2 separate regions of the Homo sapiens genome follow, and region 2 is linked to region 1. The links are chromatin contacts, found by Hi-C or POLR2A ChIA-PET in ENCODE. All regions are on one chromosome and are shown on one strand. Each heading gives the region's core, a stretch centred on a gene start or an enhancer-like site at or near the end of the contact. The rest is flanking DNA. Distances are from core to core; before and after follow the strand shown.

The links. Hi-C counts contacts between places; a loop is a spot of excess contacts on that map. ChIA-PET counts read pairs that join two places held with the same protein, here RNA polymerase II (POLR2A). Pooled maps may share reads with other maps.
Region 2: a loop to region 1 is called in a pooled map, with 4 times the contacts of the local background. The contact joins two enhancer-like sites. A Hi-C loop is called at or near these places in 1 of 50 pooled maps. POLR2A ChIA-PET finds 5 or more read pairs at or near these places in 3 of 52 experiments (GM12878, OCI-LY7 and PC-3).

The regions. Positions count from the first base shown.
Region 1 is chr12:63,813,409-63,816,506 of GRCh38, forward strand. It overlaps RXYLT1-AS1 (RXYLT1 antisense RNA 1), which reads right to left. Exons shown (of 4, transcript NR_126167.1): 2 at 2,793-2,930. Among named protein-coding and RNA genes, the nearest start is that of RXYLT1-AS1, 7.2 kb to the right of the region's middle. Within about 2 kb of position 1,668, at least 7 of the 41 ENCODE cell types and tissues checked have a DNase peak (open chromatin) inside an H3K27ac peak, as active enhancers do; they include GM12878, where a contact is called at or near this core.
Region 2 is chr12:65,155,125-65,158,222 of GRCh38, forward strand. No RefSeq gene overlaps it. Among named protein-coding and RNA genes, the nearest start is that of LEMD3, 13 kb to the right of the region's middle. RefSeq lists an enhancer at 1,232-1,291. Within about 2 kb of position 1,412, at least 5 of the 41 ENCODE cell types and tissues checked have a DNase peak (open chromatin) inside an H3K27ac peak, as active enhancers do; they include GM12878, where a contact is called at or near this core.

The sequences.
Region 1 (3,098 bases), core at 418-2,917:
AAATTCATGAAATCTTGTACTGTTTTTCAAATTTATATTTTATTTAGGCAATTTTTTAAATAATGTAATATTTTTTCAGGTGGTAAATTTCTACCACAAAAACAATTTGATGTTACTGAGATTAATTACAAATTGAAGAAACAATCAGGTGTTGTATAAAAAAATCTTACCTATGAGATATATTATTTGATCTACAAAATAATTTGAGATTTAAAGCTATAACTAGCAAGTAGAACTTCTGAAATATAAAGTTTAATACATTATCAATAGTTTCTAACATAAGACCTTCATAAATATAAAACAACAGCTTAAATGTCTATGAAAAATCAGTATTCACAAGCATCGCCAATTATTGATAGTCATTCATTATACTTGTTACCATGAAAGCAGTAATTAAAACACTATTTTTTTTTTTTAATATGAAGTCTCACTCTGTCACCCAGGTTGGAGTGCAGTGGCACAATCTTGGTTCACTGAAACCTCCACCTCCTGGGTTTAAGCAGTTCTCCTGCCTCAACCTCCCGAGTAGCTGGGATTACAGGTGCCCACCACCACACCTGGCTAATTTTTCTACTTTTAGTGGAGACGGATTTTCACCATGTTGGCCAGGCTGGTCTCGAACTCCTGACCTCAAGAGTTCCAACCACCTCGGCCTCCCAAAGTACCGGGATTACAGGTGACCCACTGCACCCGGCCTAAAACACTATTTTAACAGTTATAGTTATTTTATTTAAGTAAGCTAATTAGGCAAAAATGTGTCTTCTAGTTTTGTACATTCTAGTTGGGTTATTTCCTGTAGCAGAAATACAGATTTTTTTAATACAGATATTTTTAAAGTTACCAGTTGAAAGGAAACTGCATTCTTTCTTTTTGACTTGCAATCTCACTCCCTAGGAGTCCTACATTTGTGCTAGAGGTGAAGTTGTTGCCAAAGCAGCCACAGCAGGGGACAGTACGGTCTAGGCTGTTCAACTGTCGAGATGCGTTTTTGTTGAACTACATCTTATTGCAAAGATTCATATGTGTCCTGCTTTACTGTTAAAATAACTTTTTCCAAAAAGAAGCAAATTATGCAAGTGAATATAGTACATTTTTTACAGTCTAGTGTGTGGCAAACTTCCACTAAAGTTTCACTAAAACACTCCTTTTACACAAACCTATTGAATAGTTACTATATTGCAGGTACTGCTCTAGGCAGCAAACCACAGTTTCTAGGACTTAATCTCATTGTCGGCCTTTAAATTTTGCAGAGTCTCTAATGTTAAAAAAAAAAAAAAGTCACACATTAACACATTAAGCACTTGAAAATCTCAGATGCTGAAGCCTTTGTCCTTTAGAATACACATTTTGCCTCTTTCATTATGATAACTGGTTGTATCAATCCCAACACAAATGACAGATTCTCGGATTGTTTACTGAGAGAAGTTAGTCAAATAAGCTTCCGTCTGTTGGTTGCCAAAATATCCAGATGGCTAAATCAACCTGGTATTTAAACTTATCTTCGATTCAGCTATGGTTTCTATGTGTCTGTCTTGCTTGAGATAGATTTGAATTGCTTTAAATAAATTATCTATTTACCTTTCTGAGATGAAAATGGAAAACACTACTGTTGCAACTTAACTTCCTGGGTAGTGAAGCCTTGGTTTTAAAAACCACATAGCAGAAGAGGAATTCCCCTGTCAGGCTGGAGGGGCCTCACTAAACCATCACCACTTTGCTCCAAATTGGCCCCTAATTCTTTCCAGGGAGGTGCAGTTTGGGCCTAAATTTTTTTTTTTTTTAGACGGAGCTTCGCTCTTTCACCCAGGCTGGAGTGAAGTGGCACAATCTCAGCTCACTGCAACCTCTGCCCGCTGGGTTCAAGCAATTCTCCTGCTTCAGCCTCCTGAGTAGCTGAGATTATAGGCGTGTGCCACCACGCCTGGCTACTTTCTGTATTTTTTTTTTTTCTTAGTAGAGATAAGGGTTTTGCCATGTTGGCCAGGCTGGTCTTGAACTCCCGACCTCAGGTGATCCACCCACCTCAGCCTCCCAAAATGCTAGGATTACAGGCGTGAGCCACCGTGCCCGGTCTTGGGCCTAAATTTTTAAAACATTCCTTGTTTGCGTTTTTCTCTCTTTGATTTACTCTCCTTTTGCAATCTGTTGTTTGAGATGCTTTATGTGTTTAAAGCTTTTAAAAATTCACTAAAAACAAAACAGAGAAACGTAATAATGAATCATTAACTCAGAAACACATTTCTAACTGCTGTTGACATTTTTTTTTTTATTATTTCCTACTGGCTTTCTGTTCCTTCCCTTCTCTTGCTAAAACTCCAGCTAGAGTTTGTTTTAGTTGCATAAAAACTCTTCTTCAGTGAGCTTTTGCTAAGCTATACCGCTCATCTGGTCTTGATTCTGACTTTGGATATTTTGTTCATCATGGATTATTTTACATTACTTTTGGTGGTAGTAATTGCATGAAAATATCACTCACCTTGATTACTATGCTGTTTGGCACCCCCTGAAGCTTGCCCCAATGAGAGTCCTTTACTCTCAGCACCCTAGTCCTGGCCTGATAATAAGCAACCTCAATATCTCAGTGGCGTACAAAAACAGACATGTATTTCTTGTCCTCATTACACTGAGGTTGCCTGTCCGCTGCAACTGTGCAGGGCATGGCTGGGCCCTGCTCAACTTGGTCCCACGTGTCTTAGTCTTTCCAAAACGCGTGAGGAAGGAGTAGCCCATCTCTGAAATATTTTATTCTCACAGTGAAGTATCAAAACCGGACAGGACAATCATTTCCGTACCTTGTGATGAGTCATGCCCTGGATCTCAAAGTTTCTGCCTAGAACTGGCACCCTGTCCCTTCAGCCCAGTTTCCAAAGGCCAAAGCAGTCACAGTGGCAAGCCTGAACTCAAAGAGGTGGAGGTGTATACTCCATCTTCTGAAAGAGACAAAATATTGGAAATAGTCTGAGTTACCACACCCTACTAGTGAAACCTGAAGTACAGGAGACATGGTGTTAAAGTCCTGGAGGCTATTCACAAGCATTCCAGTTCTACTCTCCTGAGCACGTGCTAGGATTACACTCAGTGGACCTCTTGGAAGCTAG
Region 2 (3,098 bases), core at 162-2,661, 1.3 Mb after region 1:
TTCTTTAGTGACCAAAGTTTTAAGGACTCCAGCCTTAAGAAAATGCAAGCCTCAGCTTTGGCTTTCTACCTATCCATTATTCACTTGGGATGCTAGCAAATTGTAAAATTGGGCTAGAATCCAGGAAAATCTTACCAAAGTCCAAGAATGTGACAGCCATTTTTGTTTATATTAGTAGCTATATTTATTGGGTACATAATATGCAATGAGTAGTGTGCTAAATACCATACATAAAATATTTCACTTAATCTTTACAAAAAGCCTTACTAAAGAAACGGGTGTGTTAGTCTCTTCTAGCACTGCTATAAAGAAATATCTGGCTGGGAACAGTGGCTCACCCCAACACTTTGGGAGGCCAAGGTGGATGGATCACCTGAAGTCAGGAGTTTGAGACCAACCTGACCAACATGGCCAAACCTTGTCTCTACTAAAAATACAAAGAAATTAACCAGGCGTGGCTTCATGAGCCTGTAGTCCCAGCTACTTGGGAGGCTGATTCAGGAGAACTGCTTGAACCTGGGAGATACAGGTTGCAGTGAGCTGAGATCACATCACTGCACTCCAGCTTGGGCAACAGAGTGAGACTCCATCAAAAACAAAAACAAACACAAACAAAAAAACCTGAGACTGGGTAATTTATAAAGAAAAGTGGTGTAATTGGCTCATGGTTCTGCTGTCTGTACAAGAAGCATGGTGGCTTCTGCTTTTGGGGAGGCCTCAGGAAACTCACAATCATGGTGGAAGATGAAGGCAAAGTCGGCACATTTTACATAGCTGGAGCAGGAGCAAGAGAGTGAGGGGGGAGGTGCCACACACTTTAAAACGACCAAATCTCATGAGAACTCACTCACTAGAACGGCACCAAGGGGGATGGTGCTAAACCATTCATAAGAAATCCCCCTCATGATCTAATCACTTCCCACCAGGCCACACCTCCAACAATGCAGATTACATTTCCACATGAGATTTGGGCAGGAACACAGATCCAAACCATATCATGGAGATTTAGAGTAAAAAAGTTATTATACTAAAAGCATATACATCATCAGTGGCAGAGGTAAAGTCTACCTGATTCCAAAGCCCTTTGAATCTTTGAAAATATGCAGTATCTAATAAATTTTTTGCTGGGCACAGTGGCTAATGCCTATAATCCCAGCACTTTGGGAGGCCAAGGTAGGAGGATCACTTGAGCTCAGACTAACCTGGGTAGCATAGTGAGACCTCATCCCTATAAGAGATTAAAAATAAAAATTAGCTATGTGTGGTGGTGAACACCTCTGGTCCCAGTCACTTAAGAAGTTGAGATGGGAGGATTGCTTGAGGCCGGATCTTCTTTTCTTTTTTTTTCTTTCTCTTTTCATTCTGATTTTACAAATGACTCAGCATTTATTTTCACTTCCTTTGAGTGTGACTTTCTGTACTGAAGTAGATGGAAAGCAAAATAGTACATTTCCCTGACTTCCTTGCCACCAGGGTTCCACATTTGGTTAGATTGCACCAATTTGATGCACCTACACACATTTTGAAAAGTGGTCCTAAACAGGAAGTCCCCTTAATTCTGCTTTTGACTATTTACTAATGGTAAACATGGTTATAGAAATGTGGGGGTTTTATGCAGTGCCTGATCTCCTGTTTCATAGCTATCAAGAGGAAGTTGCAGTGGCAGCGGCATCAGCTTCTTGAGCTCTGAATTGCAGCTACAGTGTTTTGTTTGTTTTGTTTTGTTTTAACTTTAATAGCTGTATGGCAGATTCTCGAATACCGACCTTCCCGATTATGGCAGAGGAGGTAACTCCTCTGGGAGGTCAGTTTCATGGTGTTCAGGGAATCACTCCTGGAGCTCAGCTTATAACCCACTCTTTCAGCCCTTCCAGTGATTTTATAATGATCTAACACCCTGTATTAAATCTGTTTTAAATACTTCAGATGGTTTCTCTTTCCAGCATTGAACCCTGCCTGATAAACACGGTAAGGACAGACATTCAACAATGGCCTCAGTAGCCAGTAATTAGCAGAGGCAGAGATAAACAGTTAGTTTAGGGATAAGAAATTAAGTCTTTGGGGAGGCAGGTGTGCCAGAGTCTCCATCGCAAGAAAAGAATGCACTATCCTAGTTAGCAGGGAACCAGAACAACAGCTTCAGAACAGGCTGTGCTGCAACGCAACCTGTTGGTTGAGTTGGCAAACATTGATCTTGGGAAATGGCTCCCAGACTTCCATTCTGGTTATCCTCCTCTATATGAATTTTAGTTATTGAGTGTCTTTAAAATGTGGCAACAAGATGGGAACATAGTACTTTTATTTTTTGGTTGGAGGACAGGGTTTTGCTCTGTCACCCAGGCTAGAGTGCAGTAGTGCGATCATGGCTCACTACAACCTTGACTTCCCAGGCTCAATGCAATCCTCCCACTTCAGCCTCCCAAGTAGCTGGGCACAAGGGTTGTGTCACCACACCCAGCTAATTATTTTGTTAATTTTTAAAAATTGTTTATAGAGACAGGGTTTCACCATGTTGCCTAGGCTGGTCTTGAACTCCTGGGCTCAAGCAATCCTCCTGCCTCAGCCTCCCAAAATGCACTTGGGATTACAAGTGTGAGCCACCCTGCCTGGCCTCAACTTTTGTATAACCAGCAAAGTTTACTCCAAACATACCTCTATCACTGCAGTCTAGGATTGCATTAGCTTTTTTGGAAGCTGTGTCATAACATTGGATCACATTCTGTTTCCAGTTAATGAAAATTCCCGCATCTTCACTTAGCAACTGATGTTAATTCAAATCTACTTACCCTTGCACTTAGGCAGTTGATGTTTTGAAATTATGGAAGGACTGACCAAAAAACTATCTCCTTTCATAGAATTCAATTATTTTTGTTCAAAGAAATTTGCATCAATGCCTTTAATTGCTCAGTTTTGCTACTATGGCAACATTGTTAGTTGTTACTATTTTTTCAGCCATTACATTTTCTCATCAGCTTTTCCTTCCTATCTTCCAACTGGCATGTAACACGAAAGTTTGTTTTGTTGTTGTTGTTGTTCTTATTTTTTAGCCGAGGTTCTCTTTCTTTGAGATGGAGTTTCGCTCTTGTTGCCCAGGCTGG